2 separate regions of the Homo sapiens genome follow, and region 1 is linked to region 2. A link is an interaction called in ENCODE POLR2A ChIA-PET data of the cell type or tissue named here. Cell type or tissue: PC-9. All regions are shown on one strand. Each heading gives the region's core, and the rest is flanking DNA. Links, peaks and the distances in the headings are about the cores only. Region 1 has its middle 15 kb from the start of GRXCR2. Region 2 overlaps SH3RF2 (SH3 domain containing ring finger 2).

Region 1 (7,134 bases), core at 819-5,818, 88 kb before region 2:
GGTGAAATATCTATGTCTGTAATTTATTATTAAAAAGTTTATCCCCTCAATATATATGCCTATATAATAAGGTATGCATATATGGTACACAAAGTAAAAATGAAAAAAAAAATGTTCACAATGCTTGATGGCTGCTTATTTGACTATTCCTCCAATTTTTGTATGTTTGAAATGTTTATAATAAAAATTGAAGAGAAATTATGCTCTTTTAAAAAATTTACATTCCAAGCACTTGGGAGTTGGGAAAAAAAATATTCACAGACACCTAGGTTTGCTTTTTTGCATTTTCACTTAGACCCTAGTGTATCCTGAATCTTTTTAGGAGTAGAATTTATATCCTATCTGTCTGATGTCATTTACTGGACGTTATTTTTATGTGTATTTTGGGATTTAGGAGATTATATTAGATATGTGTCTTGATGAAAGAAATGTGCAATTATTGCAAATTGAGTATGAACATTATCCTTTAGCGATCTTTCCACATCTAACATTTCTAATCAGAGTAGGGCTTATAAATTAAACATATCTTTTTAATCTGCTCATACATTATCATGCAGCATGTGTGTGTGTCTGTGTGTGTGTGTGTGTGTGTGTGTCTGTCTGTCTGTCTGTCTGTGTGTATTTAAACTCCAGCATGGCATTTTTCTTTGAAATACTGCTACGGCAGAAGGTTATTATAGTTATTGATCATTTGTAGAGAGCTGTAAGAGTTCATAGGACTTTATTAAAATATGAAGAACAAAATCTAAGTTTATAGTCTGCCTCTATTCCACCACCACCACTTAGAAATTTCTAGGGCAACGTTTCAAGAGACTATTATATTTCACCACCACTTTTTTTTTCTCCCAAGGTTGTCTAAGCTCCCTCCAGAGTGGGCGTTTCATTGTGGTCCTGGGTGTCATGGGAGAGAGTCTGCTGGCTTGTTCCACGTTTCTCCCTCTGATGAGGAGTCCAGCCCATCTAAAGTGTAGGATCAAGGGGCTCTGCTTAGAAAGTAAGATATTTTCTCAAAGTACAACTTACAGAGCTAGTAGTTATTTTGGGGTGAAAATGCTAATAATATAAGTTTGGAAAATGCTGAGTTAAGCCACATTAAACTGGTTTCTTTACTGCAGGACTTCTTAGAATGTTTAAGATACTAATATACTTTGTCAATCTCCACTGAGGAATACACCATTTCCAAAATGCAGTGCACATAAAACTTTTCTTCTTTTTGGAATTTGATTTCATGAGGTCAGTATTCCGAGGAAAATAGTCTAGGAGATGCTGTTCTGAAAGGCTTCCCTCTTTAAAAATTCCCTCCACCTCCCATTCATACCCCTTCATAATGAAAAACAGCTACTGCTTACTGGGCATGTTCTACATAAGAAAAAGGTAGTTCACAGTCGGGAAAACTGAAAACCGAAGTGCAGAGAGGTTAAGTTATCTGCCAGGCATCCCACAGTCATGAAATGTCAGTCATCTGAGCCCAAAGTTCATGCTTCTCATCATTAATGCTTCTATCTCACATCATGAAATTGACCACTTGGAAAACAAAAGATAATTCTTTTAAAATGAGGCAGAAAATGATTTTAACTAGTCTCATCATATTCTAGAATCCATAACAGGCTTCTGAATATACGATCAGTGCAGCCTCTTGGTGGCTGGGTGTCACTTAGCTACCTATGGTGTTGGTTCTCTAAGCTCTGCCTCAAGGGATATCCCATAGTTTGCTTTGAAAGGTAGCACCTGGAATATCTGTAAATCTCCAGAATGGAGAGATAGGCCAGTTTCCTTGTACTTTGAAATGCCTTTTCCTCACTGCCTCTGAGCAGAGCTGGCAGGGGTCTTTGCATCACAGGCCAAACTCCCCACGTCAGAATGTAAAGGGAAGGTTACCAGAGGACCCAGTAGACGAGGAGTGTGGTGGAAAAACATCCACCCTGCCAGAAACCACAGGCCAAAATCTGGGACTTCATTAAAAAATAATCATCACTTGAGATTATTCTACTATTCAAAAACCCTGTCCTGGGGGCCCCTGGTTTGCCCACTAGAGAACAAGGGACAAATTTTTCTAACTCCTCCTTCATTTCTAACTTACCATGCATTCCTATCACACAGAAAAGCAAAAAGAGATCTCAGAGGCTGAAAAATGGCCCTGAGTTTTCTCTATTCCAGCACTCTCCAATAATATTATAATGTAAGCCACATACATATTTTTAGATTTTCCAGTAGTAACATTGAGAAAGCAAAAATATACAGATGAAATTAATTTTATTAATATTTACTTAATCCACTATATCCAAAATGTTATCAATGCAACATGTAATCCAGTATAAGATATTCATTAGCTATTTTAGGTTCTTTTTTTCCTACTAAACCCTTTAATTCCTATGTGTATTTTACTTAGCATCTCAGTTCGTTTACTAGACTTTCTGTTAGAAGTATTTGATCTCTATTCAGATTTCATAAAATTTATATTGACACAGTAGAATCACATACCCAAGTTGTTCCAATCATATTTAAAAGTTTTTCAATAACTGAACTGATCATCAATTTTAAAATTTATATGTAAATCAAATCAAAATTTTATTTTAATTTTTTCTTTGAGACAGGATCTCACTCTGTTGTCCAGGCTGGAGTGCAGTAGCACGATCGTAGCTCACTTGCAGCTCTGAACTCCTAGGCTCAAGCAATCCTCCTGCTTCAGCCTCTTGAGGAGATGGGACCACAGGTGTTTGCCACCAAACCTGGCTATTTTTAAAATTTTTTTATAGACATAGTGTCTCCCTGTTGTCCAGGTTTAAATTAAAATTCTAGTTATTTAGTCCCACTAGCTACATTTCAAGGCCAGTAGTCGCTTATTACTTGTCGCTACCCTATTAGACAGCTAGTCAAAGGTTCTTGATGAGGCCAGTAGTGCTCCCTAGAGGACATTATGGAACTTTGTGGAAACATTTATTTTTTAGTACTGTACTCAAAATGAATGAACACCACAGACATTTCGTGGGTGAGAGGCTAGGGATGTTAGACATTCTCCAATATGAAGAGCAATCCTACACAACAAAAATTGTCCCTCACCTCAGACTTCTGAGAAGATGAAACACCTGTTTATAATTATCTGTGCCTAGAACATAGCTGTTTCTCTATTTATTTTATTTTATTAGTGGGAGTGGGGAGCTTAGCTTTGATATACAGCACATTTGGGGGAACTGAAAATGCACATAAATTAAAGACATTTTGTACTTTGTCTTGTTCAGTTCTACCAAGAGTTGTCCACCATTTTGTAAAAGTATTTCACTGGTTGAAATATCATAACTGTTTCAGAAAGCGTTTGTAGCCATCCCAATCACAGGGATCCTAGACATACACAGAGTGCCTATTTTACAATAACTTCTAGGGAAATCACATCCAAGCATTTGTTTTTAAAATATGTAGTATTTTATATCAATTACTTTCCTTTTATTTCTCTTTATATTAGAGCAAGGGCATTATATTGGTTTTTTAAAGTTATATTTGCAGGTAATTGTTTAATTTATTAATTTTATTCCAGAATAGTGCAGAGGGTTAGGAAGTGTTACTGAAAGCATGCATTATGTCTGATGGATTAAGAGCCACTGCTCTAGTAAGCATGGCTAGTTAAAGCTGATGAAGACTCTGCCACCTGCAGGGAGGAGAGGGAACTCAGGCTGCATCACGGAATGCACTAGGAAAGGATGTGATTGTGTGGCTCCAGAGGACAGGAAAGAGCTATTTCAATTAAACAAATACATACTTTGTATCTACTAAGTCTAAAGCATGGGGTCCTGGAAGACAGGGCTACAGCAGCAACCCAAACAATGTAAGCCTTCTCCCAAGGTGCTCACGGTGGAGCGTAGAAAAATATGTGGGTCTGGGGAAGTAGGGATCGGGCCAAGTGGGCAAGAACAATCCACTGGTCAGAGACCCCCGATCCATTTCAAACCTCTCTGCTAACAACCTGTGCAGGTTACTTGATCTAGGAGAATGTAACAAGGATGCCAAGGTTTTGGCACATATGCTTAATTTTTTTCAAAATTTACACCAGCTTAGAAAATCTACATAAAAATATAAAAGTAATACACGAATACAGTGTTTTGTATAAATTCAAAAACTAGAGATGCAGGTAAAGAACAAAAAAGTCTTCATTTTTCCTAAAAAATAACTATTACTATAAATCTAGAATATGTCCTTCTCAACATTTTATGCATTTATATACATATGTATGCAAGATACAAATAATTTTAATGGGTTTTTCTTAAAAACATAAGTGAAGTTATACACTCTGTGTGTGTATAGCTTTACAACTTCATTTTTCCTTTTATTGAAAAATAGGTCTTGGCACAAAGGCATAAGAATGACACAATGGGCCGGGTGCAGTGGCTCACGCCTGTAATCCCAGCACTTTGGGAGGCCGAGGTGGGCAGGTCACTTGAGGCCAGGAGTTTGAGACCAGCCTAGCCAACATGGTGAAACCCTGTCTCTACTAAAAATATAAAAACTAGCCGGGCGTGGTGGCAGGCGCCTGTAATCCTGAGGCAGGAGAATCGCCTGAACCTGGAAGCTGGAGGCAGAGGTTGCAGTGAGCCGAGATCGCACCACTGCACTCCAGCTTGAGCTGGGTGACAGACCGAGACTCTGTCTCAAAAAAAGAAAGAAAGAAAGAAAGAAAGAAAGAAAGAAAGAAAGAAAGAAAGAAAGAAAGAAAGAAAGAAAGAAAGAATTATGCAATGGACTCTGGGGACTTGGGGGGAAGTGTTGGGGTTGGGAGGCAAGGGATAAAAGACTACAAATAGGGTACAATGTATACTGCTTGGGTGATGGGTGCACTAAAATCTCACAAATCACCACTAAAGAACTTACTCATGTAACCAAATACCACCTGTGCCCCAATAACCTATGCAAATACAGTACATAAATAAAAATAAAAATATGTCTTAGAACTCCCAGCTGTCATCTGCTGTTGCATCTCCAAGCTTTTGGGAACTTCTGGGCATGTTTTGCTCTCCACATCACTCACTTTTTGAAGGAAAGAAAGAAGAGGAAAAAATCTACCCATAGAAAAATAAATACAAAAATTAGAAGTACCGGTGTCTCCAGATGAGAAGGAACTGGCACAAGAATTCTGCCACCATGAAAAATCTGAATGTGGCAATACCACCAAAGCATTGCATTAGCTTTCTAGCAATGGTCCCTACACAAAATGGAAACTCGGAAATGACAGGTAAAGAATTCAAAGCATGGATTGCAAGAAAGCTCACTGAGATCCAAGACAAGGTTGAAAATCAACAGAAAGAAACTTCCAAAGCAGTCCAGAAAATGAAGGAAGAGATAAACATCTTAAAAAGACAGCAAAGCAGTCCAGAAAATGAAGGAAGAGATAAACATCTTAAAAAGAAAGCAATCTGAGCTTCTGGAATTAAAATACTCATGTAAGGAGTTTCAAAATACAATTGAAAGCTTTGTCAATAGACTGGACTAAGCAGAAGAAATAATTTCAGAGATTAAAGACCAGACTTTTGAACTAAACCAATCTGACAAAAATAAAGACAAAAGTTTTTGTTTTGTTTGTTTGTTTTTTAAAAAGACAGCATCTTCTTCTGTTGCCAGGCTGGAGTGCAGTGACATAACTGTGGCTCACTACAACCTCTGCCTCCCAGGTTCAAGCATTTCTCCTGCCCTCAACCTCCTGAATACCTGGGATTACAGGCATGTGCCACCATGCCTAGCTAATTTTTGTATTTTTAGTAGAGAAGGAGTTTCATCATGTTGGCCAGGCTGGTCTTGAACTTCTGACCTCAAGTAATCTGCCCACCTCAGCCTCCCAAAGTGCTGAGATTACAGGTGTGAGCCACTGCACCTGGCAGGAATTTTTTTAAATGAGCAAAGACTTCGAGAAATATGGGATTATGTGAAGTCACCAAATCTATAAATTACTGGCATTCCTGAGAGAGAAGCAGAAAAAGCAAACAACCTGGAAAGTATATTTGAAAAAATAATTCAAGAGAACTGAAGGAGAAATAAAATATTTTCCAGTCAAGCAAGCACTGAGGGAATTTGTTACCACTAGACCAGTCTTATAAGAGACCTTTAAGGGAGTTTTAAACATGGAAGCAAAAGAATGATACCTGTTACCACAAAAACACAGCTAAACACATAGCCTGCAGACCCTGTAGAGCAAAAACACCATAGAAATACAAAGCAGACAACTAACAACTTCATGATATGCTCAAAATTTCACATGTTAATATTAATTTTGAATGCAGATGGTCTAAACACCCCGTTTAAAAGTCACAGAAGGGCAAGTTGAATTAAAAAAAAAAAAAGACTCATTGACCTGCTGTCTTCAAAAGACCTGTCTCACACATAATGACACCCATAGGCTCAAAATAAAGGGCTGAGAAAAGATCTGCCACACAAATAGAAATCAAGAAAAAGCAGGAGTCACTATTCTTATATCAGATAAAAGAGACTTTAAACCAACAACAGTAAAACAGGACAATGGGTAAATGACAAAGGGTTCAATTCAACAAGAAGACTTAATTACCATAAATATATACACACCCAACATTAGAGCACCCAGATTCATAAAACAAGTACTTCCAGACCTATGAAAAGACTTAAGGGGGAGGAGCCAACATGGCCGAATAGGAACAGCTCCAGTCTACAGCTCCCAGCTTGAGCGATGCAGAAGATGGGTGATTTCTGCATTTCCAACTGAGGTACCAGGTTCAACTCACTGGGGAATGTCAGACAGTGGGTGCAGGACAGTGGGTTCAGCACACCGAGCATGAGCCAAAGCAGGGTGAGGCATCACCTCACCCAGGAAGTGCAAGGAGTCAGGGAATTCCCTTTCCTAGTCAAAGAAAGGGGTGACAGACAGCACCTGGAAAATTGGGTCACTCCCACCCTAATACTGTACTTTTCCAACAATCTTAGCAAACGGCACACCAGGAGATTATATCCTGTGCCTGGCTCGGAGGGTCCTACGCCCACGGAGCCTTGCTCACTGCTAGCACAGCAGTCTGAGATCAAACTGCAAGGCAGCAGCGAGGCTGGGGGAGGGGCGCCCGCCATTGCTGAGGTTTGAGTAGGTAAACAAAGCGGCCAGGAAGCTCGAACTCGGTGGAGCCCACT
Region 2 (7,134 bases), core at 963-5,962:
GCTCCAGGGTGCCATTCACACGGCAATCATCAGTGACGGCCCAGAGCCAGAGGAGAGGCAATGGGCTAGATGTGATATCTCCTCTTAAACTGAACACTGACTCAAGAGTTGAGTGTCACAGGAAGAGCAAGTGTCTGCTGGGCCCATCACCCCAGAGGTGATTGCTCCTTTATCCTTTATGCCTTTCCAGGAGATACAGAGTCTGCATAAATTATCTTTAATCCTAATGATTTGGCATCATGGAAAGTCATATGGCTTATTTGGTAAAAGGACCTTGAGGGTAAATAGGGCCTTGTAGAGCTGGGCTGGCAGCGTGCAATACCCTGATCCTAGTTTGAGCTCCATGAGGGAAGTACTTTGTTCTATTTGCTGTTGCAGTCACAGTACCAGGCCCACAAGTAGATAATAGAGCTACAAGAAGAACCAAGGTATGAACCTTGCCTTTAAGGTCTACTGGAGTGAGACAGACATGTAAACAGTCAATTTAAATGCAGTGTAATGAAGCCTACGACTGGGGAAAGAAAGGGAAAGACACCTGACCCGTGCTTGGGACTCAGGAAAGGCATTCTAGAGTAAATGACACCTCAACTGGGACTTTAAATGATTAAGAATTAGCCAGTTGAAAAAATAAAAGTGGTTTCAGAGCAGAGGAACAGCATGTGCAAAGGCTCTAAGGTAAGACAGAACTCAGAAATCAGAGGCAGAAAGGGAAACAATGAATCTGAAGAAGTTGGCAATGACCCTTAAGCCAAATTAAGGGATCTGGACTTTATCTTGGGGACAGTAGGGAGACTGCTAAAGAGTTCTGTATGGGAAAATGATATGATCATTTCAGAACTGGGCATTTTCAACGGTATCTTCCACACCACCCAAGAAAAACAGTGGGTCAGAAACCAATTGAACTTCTCTCAAAATTAAGTCTTTTGAGGCTCTTTCACTCTTTCAAGTTCTGAGTCATTTATGCAGTGGATATTGAAATGTCCCAAAACAGGTTTATCCTTTTAAGAAGGATGAGAAGTCATTGAATTCTCTGTTGGCCCATATAGGAAGAAAGAGATAGTGCTTCTATTATGCCATAAAAATGACTGCAGCTTCCCTATGTCTTTCTCCAAGGATTCTTGAGCCCATTCAACCAAACTCAATTCTGTTCTTTGTGGTTTTTTTGTTTATTTTTGTTTTTGACCTTAAGACAAAATCATTTTCTCCTAAATAATTCAGTAAGCAATATATGGAAGTCGTTCTACTGCATTTTCTACTTAGACATATAATTTGATTATGGAATTAGTGAATTAGTTGAAAGGGGTGAGGAAGAATTATGAAAGTTGTGAATGAGTAAAAAGGGGTGAGGGAGAATTGGAAAAGAAGGGACATTCATTTTCTATGCTGTGTAACAAATCATCACAAATTTAGAGGCATAAAACAACACACACTTATTATCTCACAGGTTCTGTGGGTCAGGAGTCTGACACAGCCCAGCTGAATCCTCTGCCATCAAGAGGTTGGTCAGGGTAGGATTCTTATCAGGAGGCTCGACTGAGGAAGGGTTCACTTCCAGGCTTGCTCAGGTTGTAGTCAGAACATTTCCTTGTGGCTGTAAAACTGAGAACCCAGGCTTCTTGCCTGCTGTTGGCTGGAAGCTTCCTTCAGCTCCTAGAGATTGTCCTCAGCTCTTTGCCATATGACCTCCTAACACAGCCACTTCTTCAAAGCCAGCAAGGGAGAGAGTGTCGAGCAAGACGGAATCTTATATAACATGAATTAATCATAGGGTAGTGATATCTCATCACCTTTTTTATGTTCCATTGATTAGAAACAAGCCACAGATCCCACCTATATTCAAGGAGAAGGAATTTCATGGGGGTAGGAGCACCTTTGGTCATGGTAGGAATCATGGGGGCCACCTTAGAGTCTGTGTTCCAAAGATGGATAGGAAAGGAAGGAAAAGAAGAGAGCAAGAAGAAAAGAAAAATGGAGGAGAAGAATGTATCTATGTATATATAGCATTTATTAACCATATATTATGAGCAAGGTACTGTGCCAGTTATCTTCACATGCATTTTATTATGTAATCTTTCTCCAAACCCCATGTGGTAGGTGTTAACTATTGTAACGACTTACAAAAGAAAACTAGAATTCAGAGACGTGAAGCAAGTTTCCTGAGGTCGTACAGTGCAAAAAGTAAAACTAGGAGTCACACTTGTTTCTGCTACACTCTATAGCCCAAGCTTTACCTACTACCCTGTAGTTTAAGAGAGGTGGGAGAAGGAGGAGAAAAGGAAAGAGATGGAGAAATGAGAGATAACAGAGCTTCCAAACATATGCAAAGTTGTTCCTAAAAGAGATGACAATCAATAAGGAAATCTGTAGGTCTACAATATATTGAATCGGTTTTCCCAAGAACCACCCAATTAAAAAAATAGAATCTAGAACTGAAGCCTGTGGGATCACAGATGAGTCTCATGTGTCTGAACTCTTTTCTGGCCCACCTGAGTTTCAGAACCTGGAACCAAACACTACAGCCAAGCTATGTCCAGAACCTTGGAGACACCTGGCTCATCCAGGCAGTGCCCTACACGCATGTTCTGCCAAGCTTCTGTGGGAGAACATCTGGGCCCAGGCAGCCAGGCCAGGGCCTGAGTTTGTTTTTCATGGCTCGTTTGCAATGTCCTGTTCTATTTCTGGACACTCCGTCCTTCCCAACTGACACTGGAGCTCAGTTTCCCAATAGCCAGTTTAACAAAATGGCTCCAAAAGTGCCACTCAGCACTAGTCATTGGAAACCAGAATTTTCCATCATTTACTCTAAGAAGGCTGGCTGAACATGGCACATCCCTGACTCCTGTCTTAGTTGGCCAAGTCTCTCATCTTAGAGGGGCAGCTGCAGACATCACAGGAAGCCTCCTCATGCAGACACAAGGTGACTCACAGCAGTGAGAGGAAAGAAAGGTATTTGGATATCAGATCCCCCTTCCACCAAGTGAGGGAAGGCAGGTGTGCTAGTCCTAGCTCCCACCCCAGCTGTCTGCACTCTTTGACTTGATAACAGCCCCAGCTGGTTCCCTCTGTGCACTTCTGTCCATCTTTCCAGAGTGGGAGATGAGCAAGAATATCTGTGATCTTGGTGGTTCACAGTCAGCCCTGCTAGAGTCTAACCAAGCAATGAACCGTGTTGAGTTCAAACTTAACACAGGACCACTGGACCCTTGGCAGAGAGCCAAAGGAAACAGAAGATGTTGAATCATTCCCCTACTGGGGCAGTGCCTAGCTGTGGAGCTGTAGGGCTGCAGACAAATCCCTGCTCTGTGCCTCACATCCCTTATCTGTAAACTGGAGATAATTAGAGGCCCTGCCTCGTGGATTGTTGTAAGGCTTAGATGAGATAGTACATTAAGACATGGTATCAATTGACCAATAAATGTTACTTACAGTAGGCACTCAATAAGAGATCAATGGTGTTGCCTCAAATACATCATTATACAGCTTGCATAAGATAATGACAGGTCACATACACACCAGTGAAGAACCTTCTTTTGTAACGAGGTGGGTTTTTAGTAAATATTTGTGGAACATTAATCGACTTAGAATATTGAACAACTACAATAGAGAAGCCACTTCACATAATGCTACATAAAGAGGAATAATTAACAAATGCAGGATATTGCAGGGGAAAGAGGCCAGGATTCGCCCTCAGACCCCACCACTTACATATCAGCTGTGTGACCTTAGGCAGGTTAGTTCACCTCCCTGAGCTTCCAGTTCTTCACCTGTAAAATGGTTGTAATACCTGCCTCATCAGCTGGTTGTAAGGATTGAGTGAGATACTGTATCTAAATGCACTTTAGCCCAGTTCTGGACCCACAACAAACTCAATAAATGATGACTTTTATTAGCTATTTTGCAGACTAATGGAATTAAGAAGGAAAAAAAAAAAAAGGTGGGGGGCGGGTTTTGGAAACGCACTTGCCTAAAGGCTAAAACACTGACTGCTTGGAAACCACCACGTAGTTTCACTCCCTAAATTGAAAGAAAGAATGCCTCATTCAAGTGCCTGATTAGGAATTTGAATAATCTAGTTCTAACTAGAAAAGTCAAGAAAAACGGAAGGTATTAGTCATTGACTGATAGAATATCTGAGCTGGATAGAATCCTAGACCATATTGACCAGAAGTGACTTAGCCACTGTCACATAGTTAGCCCAGGCAAGACTAAAACATGATACAAAATCTTGCATGCCTAAGCCATCGATTAATAGCTGGGCTTACTAGCCAGTTATCCCCATGGTTCTCAGTTAAAGGTCATTTGACACCATATAGAGGTCACCCACTGTGTGGGCAAGTCCTGTTGTTTCGGTTAGAGCCTGTATAATAAGGCATGTTGGAAGAGGAAGTCCTTCTAAGACTTACTCATAAAGTACCCCCTTCCCAGAGTCTGGCTCATGCCCTTATTTGTCTATACACACTCTAGGCAAAGTAAGAAATTGTTGCAGTGAAATGCACTCATGTGCTCATGCCAGCTCATGACCTCAGCCAGTCCACACCTTCATCTCATTTACAGATGGGAAAACTGAGGCTTGGAGAAGGTTGCCTCGGCAGAGGCCAAGCAAGGGGAAACTGGGGCAAGAGCAATATCTTCTGATTCCTAGTCCAGGGCTCTTTTTCTTAGGCCCGACTACCTCCTGCACATGCTAAAACAAAAGACAAGACAAGGTAAGCTATTGTCGCTTATCATCTACACTTTGTTCTGACATATATGGTTACTATTTTTCCACAGACCATGAGGAAGGGAACTAACAGTCACTGAACACCAATCATATACTATTGATGCCTTGCTTACATTAATTCTCATCACATACAGTAATAAAAGCTAGTACCTATTGAGTACTTACTGTATGCCAGGCACAGTTCTAGGGGCTTTACATATATCTGTACAAGGTACCCAGCCAAGGAGATACTCTGTAGGCTGAATTCAGCCTCTGCTTACCAAGCTCTGAAATGGGACCACATTAGCCCCATGGTAAGAGTGCCTTTTCATGTAACTCCTGTGCCCAAAAAGATGCCCTTTCCAAATGTACACAAAGACAGGTATGGACATGTGGTGGGGGTCTTACAGTATCCCCATATGGCTGGTCCTATTACTATCAGCTTGCTGAGATGTCACAGCTAGTTTGTGGTAGAGGCAGGACTTGAACCCAGGATTTGGCCCTTAGCTCACATTTAGCCTTCCCAAGAAGCAGCTTGAGATAGGCTCTAATGCTACATACACATATACCTCAAGAACAGACATTCTGACTGCCTTGTTCCCTAACGTAGCTCCTGTATCTAGAACAGTTTTGGCACACACAGGCACTCAGTAAATTTTGTGGACTGATTGACCCCTGTTTCACAGATGCAGAAACTATGTGTCAAAGAAGTTAAATGACTTGCTTAAGGTCACACAGATAGAAAGTTTAGATGGGATTTGAAAGCAAATCACTGACTCTAAAACCCTTATTCTTTCCAAATTAACATCCTGTCATTCATAAGCATTTATTGAGATTCTTACACACTAATTCTGTGCTCTGGAACATAGGGCCAGAAAGATTTGTAAGATTTGGTTCCTACTCTCAAGAAACTGGGATTCCGATTATCTGCAAAAAATCATATTCCTGAAATCAGATTCCCTAAATGAAAGCAAGTCCATATGGTATAAGCCCTTGGTACATTTTAAGCCGAGGATACCTTTCCTACCTCCCAAACCTAAGATTATAAGAGTGGCCACCAGAGCCCTCACCCTGGTCTATTTCCTTCTACAACACTGGCCAGCACATTCATAGAACCTGGTTGCAGAGATAAGTCAAATCACTGCAAACTTGGGATGGCCAACGCCCCATCCTAGCTTCTCTAGATTCCTTTGCAGGGATGTCCACAGGGTGCTTTTATATATGTCTTCATGCCCTCCTGCTTCGTCTACTCTTCATGCCCCATCTAAGTGTTTTTGAAAAATGAAATACTTAAGTTAGAAAACCAGACTTAGCAAGTTGTACTTCCAAAAGCAGCAATCATTTCAGTAAATAAACATTTTCTGATTGAGAACATTAATTCAGGGTTTACCTCATTTTCCTTCCTGGTTTTGTTTTCTACAATATTTAGGAGGCAGGAGTTAGTTAGGAGGGTGGTTTTAAGGAAAAAAAAAAAAAGAAAAAAAACACCTCTAAATTCATTAGTTGAATTCCACCAGACTGTGTGAACAATCTCATAATAATCCTACATCAATACGAGAGAAGTTGTAACTAGTTCACTTAGGGTAATTATAGGGCAGGTTTCTGCCAGGTTTTAAAGATAGACTTTGAAATCTTCCTTTTTTTCATTTGCCTCCTGCTGTGTGTGGGGAGAGGCCCTGGCTCCTGGGATATCTGCCAGAGCTAAATGGGGGCCAACTGGAGAAACAGGCACCAAGATTGGGTTCCTGTTTTCCTGTGCTCATACTTCTGGGAACACAGATATCCTACCAAATGGTCACCTGTGAAAAACTCAGGGCCTAGAATCTAAATTCTGTTGGAAAAGAACTGATTAAAGTCCTGGCCCTAAGTAAGATTATGGCAAGGTTTATAGCACAAAATTTCTGATTTTGCGCTAGAACAATAGTTCCCAAAGTGTGGTCCCCAGACCAGCAGGATTACCATCACCTGGGGGAACTGGCTAGAAACACAAATTCTTGGGCCCCACCCCAGACCTACTACAGAAGAAACTCTTGGGGTAGGGCCCAGCAATTTATTGCAACAAGCCCTCCAAGTGATTCCAATGCACCCTAAAAATCTGAGAATCAGTGTCAAGGGACATGATGTTAAACAGCCTTTCCAGGAGATAAGAGTTACTTTTAAAGAGGGATTTGTTCAAACAAAGCATATCTACAAATATCCAAACAAGACCTTTGGAATTAGCTAGAACTAGGCTCTGCCACTCACCAGCCATGGGGCCTCAGATAAGTTATCTTACTGCTCTAAGTAGTGGTGTGCTGGTAAATGTTTAACAAGCAGCTCTGTGGGGGAAATGGGTTCGCTCATTTTCATGGCAGAAATACCCCATCATGGCTACTTTCAAACTATCAACATGATGTCGGCCAACTCAAAAAACTTTTGAAAATTTAACAATTGGC

Evidence for each region. ChIA-PET counts read pairs that join two places held together with the same protein. Peaks named below come from ENCODE experiments on the same cell type or tissue, not always from the same donor. Only the 100,000 strongest peaks of a DNase experiment are listed, where the experiment ranks them.
Region 1: POLR2A ChIA-PET joins it to region 2 with 7 read pairs; 1 of 35 experiments calls an interaction of 5 or more read pairs at or near these places.

The regions. Positions count from the first base shown.
Region 1 is chr5:145,884,527-145,891,660 of GRCh38, forward strand. It overlaps a transcript of GRXCR2 not described here. Among named protein-coding and RNA genes, the nearest start is that of GRXCR2, 15 kb to the left of the region's middle. In PC-9, for the core only: a CTCF peak has its summit at 3,639 (motif pointing left); a DNase peak (open chromatin) is centred at 3,645.
Region 2 is chr5:145,972,524-145,979,657 of GRCh38, forward strand. All of the region lies in intron 2 of SH3RF2 (SH3 domain containing ring finger 2), which reads left to right. All of the region lies in intron 3 of LOC107986458 (a long non-coding RNA gene), which reads right to left. Among named protein-coding and RNA genes, the nearest start is that of SH3RF2, 40 kb to the left of the region's middle. RefSeq lists an enhancer at 6,823-7,117. In PC-9, for the core only: no CTCF peak of the experiment used is centred there; a DNase peak (open chromatin) is centred at 2,968; H3K27ac peaks cover 873 bases.